Linked DNA regions of Homo sapiens: region 2 is linked to region 1. Evidence: read pairs that join two places in POLR2A ChIA-PET (ENCODE). Cell type or tissue: PC-3. All regions are shown on one strand. Links, peaks and the distances in the headings refer to the core of each region. The heading gives the core; the rest is flanking DNA.

Evidence for each region. Peaks named below come from ENCODE experiments on the same cell type or tissue, not always from the same donor. Only the 100,000 strongest peaks of a DNase experiment are listed, where the experiment ranks them.
Region 2: POLR2A ChIA-PET joins it to region 1 with 8 read pairs; 2 of 35 experiments call an interaction of 5 or more read pairs at or near these places.

What each region holds. Positions count from the first base shown.
Region 1 is chr11:108,481,426-108,486,695 of GRCh38, reverse strand. POGLUT3 (protein O-glucosyltransferase 3) reads left to right here. Exons shown (of 8, transcript NM_153705.5): 3 at 256-539; 4 at 4,474-4,690. Among named protein-coding and RNA genes, the nearest start is that of POGLUT3, 14 kb to the left of the region's middle. RefSeq lists a silencer at 3,836-4,014. In PC-3, for the core only: no CTCF peak of the experiment used is centred there; a DNase peak (open chromatin) is centred at 3,305.
Region 2 is chr11:108,758,078-108,763,584 of GRCh38, reverse strand. The region is part of intron 13 of DDX10 (DEAD-box helicase 10); the gene reads right to left. It overlaps LOC124902750 (a long non-coding RNA gene), which reads left to right. Exons shown (of 3, transcript XR_007062881.1): 2 at 5,187-5,250. Among named protein-coding and RNA genes, the nearest start is that of DDX10, 96 kb to the right of the region's middle. In PC-3, for the core only: no CTCF peak of the experiment used is centred there; no DNase peak of the experiment used is centred there.

The DNA.
Region 1 (5,270 bases), core at 271-5,270:
GATGAATTTATGAGCTAAGTGACCGAGAGTAGGTTAGATTGGGAGAGGGCATATACTAAACTGTTTATCCAAGGTGGTGTGAAAAGGAAAGTAAAAGTGTAGGACTCTAACATAATCACTTACACCACTGATTTGTCTAGGGCAGATTATCTCTGGATAATCTTAGAATTCACCAAGAAGCAGAGACAGAAGTGACTCCCTGTGTTGTGGTGCTTGCTAATGGAGTGCGGCCTTTTTCATGTTTTCCTTCCCTAGGACCAGTGTACCATGAGTACTGTGAGTGTCCGGAAGATCCTCAGGCCTGGCAGAAGACTCTTTCTTGTCCAACCAAGGAACCACAGATTGCAAAAGATTTTGCTTCCTTTCCCAGCATCAATCTCCAGCAAATGCTAAAAGAAGTCCCCAAAAGGTTTGGGGATGAGAGAGGTGCCATTGTTCATTACACGATTCTCAATAACCATGTTTACCGGAGATCTTTAGGGAAATACACAGACTTCAAGATGTTCTCTGATGAGATTTTGTTATCATTGACAAGAAAGGTAGGAGAATGAATGAATTGATAATACAGTTTAATTATTTAGGTATAACATTTAAATGTTTAGAATTATAATGACAAAGGATGAAACAGATTTCAGGCTGAGAAATGGGCATCTAAGATATTTGCAACCTGAGTGTTCATCATGTTCTCCATCTTTGTGGATCTTACTTTCCTGTAAGATTTAAAATTAAGTGGCTTGAGGCCAGGCATGGTGGCTCATACCTGCAATCACAGCACTTTGGGAGGCTGAGGCGGGTGGATCATCTGAGGTCAGCAGTTCAAGGCCAGCCTGGCCAACATGGCAAAACCCCATCTCTACTAAAAATACAAAAATTAGCTGGGCGTGGTGGTGGGCGCCTGTAATCACAGCTACTCAGGAGGCTGAGGTAGGAGAATCCCTTGAACCCAGGAGGTGGAGGCTGCAGTGGGCCAAGATTGCGCCACTGCACTCCAACCTGGGTGACAGAGTGAGACTCCATCTCAAATAAATAAATAAATAAATAAATAAATAAATAAATAAAATAGAATAAAGTGGCTGAGCCCCCATCCCAGGTAGGTATGCCATACAGGACACTCCCAAGCTTTCTTTGAGCTTCCAGAGATTTATAACAAGGTTACTTCTTATTCTTTTTTTCAAATAGTCTATATTTACAATATCCAAACAGAACAGTCTCATTTATTTATTTATTTTTAAATAGGGATGGGGTCTTGCTGTGTTGAGCAGGCTGGTCTCAAATTCTTGGGCTCAAGCCATCCTCCTGCCTCAGCCTTGATCCTAGCTGGGACTATAGGCATGCACAACCATGTCAAGAGGCCGCTTTAAGTTCTCTGTTCCGCTGAATACTACTCCTGCTTAGATTTCACCTTCTGCAGCTGTTTTCTTCTCTTCACCTCAAAATGACTTGAACTTAGAACACATTTTCCTTGTTTTACCCTAAGCATACCTAGAAGATAGCGTGCATGGGACATTTTGTCAAAGCTTGGGCTACCAGAAACAGGTTGTTTTTTTTTTCACCAGTGCATACTAAAAAACAAACAAACAAAAACCCTGATATTTAAAAATAGACATCTCTGCACTAATCAGACTCTCAGTCATACTTGCCTCTGGGAATTTCTCAGGGCTGTCCTTGACCTTAAGTTCTTAGCCTCTCACTAATGTGGTTAGGCCCTCTGTTTTTCAGGCTCCCCACATCCCCCAATAGCGCCCCCTTATCTCACTATTCAGCCTCTCTTTCCACATTTGCAGAACTCTAAATTCCTCTTAAGCAGAGCAACTTAAACCACCTTTTGTTCTTGTTTCTGATCATACAGGGTGAAGGATGGAGGTGGGCAATATTTATCTTTCTTACTTAGAGAGACCATAAAGGGAGTTTTTTTGTTTGTTTGTTTGTTTGTTTGCTTTGAGATGGAGTCTCACTCTGCCACCCTGGCTGGAGTGCAGTGGCACGATCTCGGCTCACTGCAACCTCTGTCTCCTGGGTTCAAGCGATTCTCCTGCCTCAGCCTTCTGAGTAGCTGGGATTACAGATGCACGCCATGCCTGGCTAATTTTTGTTTTTTTAGTAGAGAAGGGGTTTCACCATGTTGGTCAGGGTGGTCTCAAACTCCTGACCTCGTAATCTGCCCGCCTTGGCCTCCCAAAGTGCTCAGCATGAGCCACTGCGCCTGGCCAAGGGAGTTTTATAAACCAAAAAAAACACAGTTTTCCTGATATGTTATACAATTCCCCAAGTATGCTGACTGTGTGGCTGCAGTCAGTTCTTACTTTAAATAGCAGTCCCCAACCCCTCCACCACCAGCCCACAATGTGAGGATACAAGCATGTGATGGGCATCTGCTCCTAAAGGTAGTGCTCTCTTCCCGGGCTACAACTAGTCAACTGTGCCCTGTATTCTTGCCTCTTTAATCCATGTTGCTGGCTTCATAGCAGTAGATTTCAACCAGGGATGATTTTGCCCCTCAGAGGACATTTGCCAATGTCTAGAGACATTTTTGGTTGTCACAACTCAGGGGTTGCTATTATCATCTAGTGGGTAAGCATCCTACAGTGCAAAGGATAGCACCCCCCAACCCCATCGCAAAGAATTATCCAGCCCCAAATGTCAATAATATGAGCTTGAGAAACCCTACTCCACAGTGAGCACTTCCAATGTGGAGTTTATTAAAGAGTTTATAAATAATAGCAGGGAGGCTGGGCACGGTGGCTCACACCTGTCATCCTAGCACTCTGGGAGGCTGAGGCAGATGAATCATTTGAGGTCAGGAGTTTGAGACCAGCCTGGCCAACAAGATGAAATCCCATCTCTACTAAAAATACAAAAATTAGCCGGGTGTGGTGGTGCGTGCCTGTAGTCTCAGCTACTTGGGAGGCTGAGGCACAAGAATCACTTGAACCTGAGAGGCAGAGGTTGTGGTGAGCCAAGATCACGCCACTGCACTCCAGCCTGGGTGGCAGAGTGAAACACTGTCTCAAAATAATAATAATAATAATAATGACAGGGAAGCAAGAGGGTGAATATTCACATCTCTTGCCCTTTCCTTTTGTTCTTTGCCCAGTGGCTGGGGAAGAAATAAATCTAAGATAAGTGAGACTCAGTCCTAGTCTCTGAGTAGCCCACTGTAGTGGGATTTGTTTTTGTTGTTTGGAAGTGGGGGTGGGATGTGAATACAAACAAATAATTATATCCCAATATGATGATAGGCCTCAAGAGAATTAAGTACCTAGGGTTTAAGTGCCTGAGGAGGGTGAGTCATAGAAGAGGTGGTGTTAGATCTGGGCTTGGAGGATGAGAAAGGAGACTGCCAAGTTAAATAAGTAAAACATTCCAAGTGAATGGAATTACATGTTGAGGTGGATGGCATTTTCAGAGAGTAGCCTAAGGTTTCCTGGTAGGTGGGCAGATGAAAGATGAGGCTTATAGCCAAGCTGGGACAAGATTGTGAGGCCTTGAATGCCAGCCAGAGAGTTGAGATCTTGTGCCATAGGCTTAAGGTTCTGTTAAGCTTGGTAGTGACATTAACAAAGTTATTTTAGAAATTTTAGTTTTAGAATTAATTTTAGTTTTGGAAATCTGAGCAGCCTTGTGGAGAGCAGATTACAGTATGGAGAGCCCAGAATCAGAACACCTAGTAAGGAAGTTATTGCAGCAATCTAGGCAAGAAATGATGAGAGTCTAAACTGAGACATTGACCGTGGAGATGGAAATGGACTGGCAGGTTCCAGAGGCAAGGGCACATGAGGCAAAGATGGGGACAGTGAAGGAAAACAAGGGTTTGGTTCTAACTTTGTAGATTCTCTTGCTTAGGCAGCTGGCAGAGGGTTATCGAAGCTATTCATTCTTACCTCTCTACACAATTTTCACTTCTCTAACACTACATTTTATTTTATTTTATTTCTTTTTCTATTTTTTTGGAGACAGAGTCTTGCTCTGTCGCCCAGGCTGGAGTGCAGTGGCGCGATCTTGGCTCACTGCAACCTCTGCCTCCCAGGTTCAAGCGATTCTCCTGCCTCAGCCTCCTGAGTAGCTGGGATTACAAGTGCCTGCCACCAGCCCAGCTAATTTTTGTAAGTTTAGTAGAGACAGGGTTTCACCATGTTGGCCAGACTGGTCTTGAACTCCTGACGATCCACTCGCCTCAACCTCCCAAAGTGCTGGGATTACAGGTGTGAGCCACCACGCCCAGCCTCAAACACTGAATTTTACATGCATCTCTGGACAGAGGTAGCTGACTCCTGGTTAAGTGAATTTGTCATGCAGGATCCTCACAGGTGACAAATTCACAGCCATCCTGTCAATGACAGGCATTCTTCTCTCTTCTCTGTTTTTGAATGGTTAGCCCTGTCAAAAATATGTAAGAAAACCAAAGAACTGTTGTACTTAGTACCAAAGACTGAGATCTTCCCAGCACTGATGTTTGTTTATATGTTTATTTAGGTCCTTCTCCCAGATTTAGAATTTTATGTTAATCTTGGAGATTGGCCCTTGGAGCATCGAAAAGTCAATGGAACCCCTAGCCCCATACCTATCATTTCATGGTGTGGCTCTCTGGATTCAAGAGATGTTGTCCTTCCAACGTATGACATCACCCACTCCATGCTTGAAGCCATGCGGGGTGTTACAAATGATCTCCTCTCTATTCAGGGAAATACAGGTATTCAGGGAAATGCAAGGCTAATTAATGAAGAAAAAGCTTAGAGACAGAGTGGGTTATACATATATGTTTGCATTCAGTAGCATATTAGAAAAAGTCTTGTACTGAAAATTCTGACCAACCTAGGGATTAAAGATTTGTGGATGTTCCTCAGTTATATAGTTTTTTCTGGTCACCCTTTGTAAGAACAAAGGGCTAGCTCACGTTTTATTGTGAAACACAGAAAATGGAAGAAGCTAATGCCTTGGTGAGTGGACCCAGTCACTGAATCTCTTTTTTGCTTTGAACACGGTCCGACATTATTTCAGGTATTTCCTAGTATTATACAACAGAATACACGAATACTTGCGTGAGCTTTCACTAGCAGACAAATGGATGAAATTAGAGCATTCTTTTACATAATACAGCAAATAAAAAGACTGTTTTTTTTAAACTCTAAACTTGAAAGTGCTTCTGGCAAATTGAGACTCAATCCCATATTTTCGTTGAAATAACATCTACTTTAGAAGATGAGTTGATAAAAGAGCTTTAGCATCTTAAATGACAATGGTAGATTAAAGAGGATTATGCTTGCCATATT
Region 2 (5,507 bases), core at 220-5,219, 280 kb before region 1:
AAAAGGAAGCCCAGTAAATTCAATACTGGAAAAAGCATGGTGCTAACTGATACGGTAAATACTTAGTATGCATTCTGAAATGTTAAGTATCCCCCCACATCTCTGGCCACAGATCTCCTACCTGGTAATTGGATTATTTAGACTTATTTGTTACTGGCATATTGTTTCTAGTAATAGAATACCTTTTGGATAGGTTTTTTTAATGTTTATGTTACTATGGATTCTTATTAAACCAAGAAGAGAGAGACAGTAAAAATAAGCCCAAGTGAGGATGACCTTCAGGAAGGCCTATGAAATTAAGACAGCAATGGCATCCTGCTCCATTAGAGGAGCAATCAACTTCTCAATATTACTGCTACAGCGCACAGTGTGATCTGGCCACCAAGGAATTGCAACCAGAGGAAGAAAATGCACCAGACCCTTCTCTGCCTCTATTAAGTGAGCACCTGTTCTGCCAAGGACACCCAGCTTCCCCTCTGTGGGGAGGTATGCACTGTAGTGAAGCCTGCTCAAGGATCAATGAGAACAGGGAGTAGCAACAAGTTACAAGAGAAGAGGATCTATATGTTCTACCATCACTTTGTGGCTGCAATTTCTTTGAGGCATAATAGGGAAATTCAAAGACACTCTGACTAAAGGGAATCAAAGAGTTCTACATACAGCGAAGGAAAGCCAGCACAGCCTATGGGCAACATTTTAAGAAATGCTTAAAACAATATTATTGTCCGAGAAAGGAAAGAAGGAAAGGAGTATTCACTGTCAGCCAAACAGACAAGCACTCTCCATGGGGATGTGGAAGAAAAATATTATAAATGTGAGGGTAAAAATGTATATAATTTTTACATAAATGAAAAAACTTTGAGACCATGATCTAGACTTAACTTTTGCATTCCCCTAACTTTAATCAGGATCATTTACTTAGCCCCAATGTGATCCACCTTGCCTACACAATTAAGATGTTTGGAGAACCTCTGTCTCATAGGACCTTCAATATCAAGTTCCCCCTTCATCTAGAAGATAATTTCTAGTTGACTAGTAACTTATGTTCTGCTTTCAGGAACTCCTTCTTAGGTTTTTTGGTCTCTATTGCCTAGTTTTTAAACCTGGGTTGCTGATCTGTACTGATAATGCCCAATTACCATCATTTCAGTGATATCAACAATGGAAAAGGATTTATTTATTATCCTGTAGTCCCTGGTGTGTGCTTTGTTTTCATAAGCCAAACATAAATGAGCCACACCATTTACCTGACAGTACACTGGTCCTAAGTGGGAAAGTAACTCCAAGAGGAATAACTGCCAATTTCCTCAAATATGTTACCTACATAGGGGCCGCTTATCTATTTCTGCCTCACTAGTAGATGCCTGTTTTGTCAATGCTGTATTTGAGCACTGCATTCAATAACAAGGGAATCATATCAAACCATAAAGAATAAAAATACCCCAAGGCATCAGAATTTTAGAGCAAGGAAGGGAGTTAAGAGATCTAGTTCAACCTCCTCCTGTCAGCTATTAGATCACAATAGAAATTAAAAGTTTAGAAGCTTAAATAGCAATTTGATCAAGGTCTAAACAATAAATGTCAACTGTACTCATTTTTAATGAGGGCAGTAACTCAAACTTTGATTTTTCATATTTATATTAGTGTAGAAAATATTATATAAATTTACTTAATGATTTATTACAACTACACCTTATTTTCCATTCTTAATACATCTCCCATGGCAGTAACGTATGGTCTTCCACATAATGTACACTACAGGAAATTGAGTATACAGTACAGCTCTCCATGCTACCAGTTAGTTTTACTTCTTACAAGATACTTTCTCTGGTGACCCAAATGGCAGAGGCCAAAAGATATGTAAGTTGGAGTAGAAACACCATCATTAGGGATACTAAATGTCTTACAAGGAAAACAAATTCAAATTTATAATTGACCCTTTTTCTACAATCCTTGTCTCTGTAATACAGTGATCCCCACATGTTTTTCTGAGCTGCCCAGCTAACAAAGGAGTTCTAATCAATAATCACTGAGGACAACACAATGATAGGAAAACTGTCTCACCAAGCCAGAAGTAACTGCATACGAAACCAAGGGAATGTTGTAATAGAAAAGATTTGAAGTTTAAAGTCTTTAAAAGCCATTTAGAGAGTCCTGAATCAAAGAGGACCACAAATAGTTACTGCCACACAAAACGAACTCATAGGCCACACAAAAAAAATTTAGAGGCGCTGCCTCTAGACTACTACTGTTCTCCAAAAGGAAAAACACAAGTAATATTAACATTTTTCTAACATTTAAAACAGAGGCAGGCTTCCTTTACAACTTCCCTGCTTTGAGTAATCAACTGAGTTGAAAAAGATCCGCTCATGCCCTGGTTCTCATTTTTGATGGATGCTTGTACTGTTGCCATTAGGAAAAGAAAAGGCAGAAAACTAACCAGGTCCTTGGAGATTATAACACACTCCATAATAAAAGCAGAAGTGATGAGAACTCGAAAATTATTTTCATTTTATACCTTATATTTGTATTATTTTTAAAATGCAGGCTATGGTTAAAGTATTATATATTAGATTAAATTTTGTTACACTGTTAGAATTCCAATAGGCGTGCTTAGTGACTGAATTACTATACTTATTCACTCTTCCACCTTTGAAAATTTTTCACATCACTTCAGTGAAGATTTAAGTGAACAGCCCTGCCAATCAGAAAAGGAATATGTGGCAATGACTAACAACAAACTTAGAACTCCTTTTTGAGAACAGCATAAACAATTTTCCCATTTCTAAACTCTAGGCTTTTACTTCAACAGGTCACTCATCTCTAAGTTATTGAGATACAAAAACAGGATAAAGTAACTGTCTTTCCTATACAGGCCCTGAAGTCCAATTTAAAAAAAAAAAAAAAAACAGTGTTATGTTGTACATGAATAAAAACACATTAAATCCCAGTATGATCTTATATTTTTCCAAATAAAAACATATTTCATTTACATATACATTTAAAGGAAATTATTCACCAAATGAGGCAGCCCTAAGTTGCCCAAATAAAATGACCATACATAATTCTGAAGGATCAATGTTGAGAATGTTCCCATATAAACTAATATGAAAACATGCATGAGTTTGAACAGGTTTGGGTTTTGTAAACATATTAGATGTAGTAGTCATTCTTAAAAATACAGAAAGTGGAAAAGAATTTAGCATTTCCATGTCCTTCCCTGCCTTCTCCTTAGTCCTCAGGTGGCCACCCATAACCATGCTACCTCATATACACACTAACCCACCAAGGAATCTAGGAAGCTATGCCAATGTTCTGTAGAGATACATATTTTGTTAAGACAAATAACATCCATAAAAATTCAATCCAATATATAAAATAACACTTAAGCATATTGAATGCTAAGGGTGGGGGGGGAATCAACCCACGTACACCATACAGAAAACACAAAAAGGAAAAGATGTAAGTGAATGTTCCAAATTCAAAGAAAATGAGAAACAAAGGAATTGATAGGAGTACCCTTCACTAACAAACACAATTTATGTCTAACTCTTATAGTGTGAGATTCTTTTTTTTTTTTTAACATGGATCAATGCAGGCAATTTCTGAAGACATATCAAAACCGTTTCTTTCACAAATTCAACACAATGAAGTAGGTAAGAAAACACATTCCACACAAAAACATGTGGCCATAAAATTCCCTCTTTACCTGGTAATTTTATAATAATACTAAATATTCCTGATAAAATATACCTGGGGAGGCAGCATCTTAAAACAAAAATCTTACTGCCACATCCTACTCTGAGTTATTGGATTAAAGTAATGCATAGAAAATCTAGTCGTGAGATATTATCCATGGAAAAAAAAGTGATGCGGGGCTATGAGACACACAATCAAATTCTGCCATTTTAGCATTTGTCAAGTTCAGAGTCTTTAAAAGCCCTAGAACAGATGTAGTGTCAAGAAGTCTCAAGAGTTGTTGGCTATAAAAACTTTTTAATTTTGCATTTCAATGACAATCTTAAAATCTAAATGCACATTCTAGATCAAATAGATGACTACCTTACAACCATATCTACCATCTGAGTTCAGTGGAGTATTGAAAACTACACTAATACCAAACAACACCCCTGGAGCTGTATGAGCGATGGTTAGCGTAAGTTCAAATAGAGTAGGAACACTGAATCGTCACACAAACCAGTGGAGTACCCACATGGCCAACTAAAAAAACTATCATCCATCCCATAAACAAATGCTATTTATTTGAAGTTTATTGGTGTTTAGCTTTGTTATTTTGTTTTGGTCATATAGGTATATGACAGCTATAAGTAAAAGAAACTTAAGCAAAGTTTTATGTTGTTATAATCAAATAATTAAAAATAATTTAAATAGCATCTGAGATAAATGGGTTAATTATTAAATTATCCATTTCCAATTTATTTTATTAGCCATACTAGTGCCAACCTCTACTAGTGCAGAACCCAGAACAATTGAAGTGATCATATGGATTGTACTATAATAGCACTACTATAGGTGGTATTTTCATTAGCATAGATACAAAAGCTAACAAGGACTACTTCCCATTTTCCTTTCGGCCACCATAAAGGCAGCTTAGAGGCACAATTATGACTTAACTAGAGCAACTGAATGGAGCTTTATCATCAGTTACTGTGGTAGCCAGAAAAACGACCCCAAAAAATGTCCACATGCTAATCCTGGCATCCTGTGAATATAGTTACATGGCAAAAACGAATTAAGGCAGTTAATCAGCTAACTTTAAAGTAAGGAGACTGTCCTGGATCATCCAGATGAGTCCAATGTAATCAAAAGTCAAAAGGATCCTTAAAAGTGGAAACAGGAGGCAGAAGGGGAGATCAGAGTGATGTGATGCAAGAATTTGGCACTTGACCCACTGTTGTTGGCTTTGAAGATACAGAAAGAGGCCAATGTGGGTGGTTTCTGGAAAAAGACAAGGAAAGGGTAACACCTCTAGAGCCTCCCAGAAAGGGAAACAGCATTATTGACCCGTTGCTTTTACTCCAGTGAGATTCATTTAAGACTACTAACCTACAGAACTCTAAGATAACTTTGTGTTGCTTTAAGCCACTAAGTGTATAGCAATGTATTACAGCAAACACAGAAAACTAATACAATCCCTGTATTATTCCATTTTCTCCATGATACAGATCCTCCTGTCCTAATGTTTTACCAAAGCCAGAAGTTTTACTGCTAAGTTTATTTCACTATTTGGTATGTATTTCCTGTGAGCTACTTCAGATCTCTTATAGACTGAGATGGTATAGATTCTAAAAATAAATAATATAAGCATTTGTCAAACACCCTGAAAACCCACTGAGCATGAACCTGTAGTAGGTGATGAGAATACAAAAAGTATAACCTATAGCTTCACCCCTCACTTATCACCATGAACCTAAGTCTCTGCCACATTGTACATCTCTTGGAGGACATTTGAAACAGTTGAGCAGGGGGATGACTAGTTAGGAGGG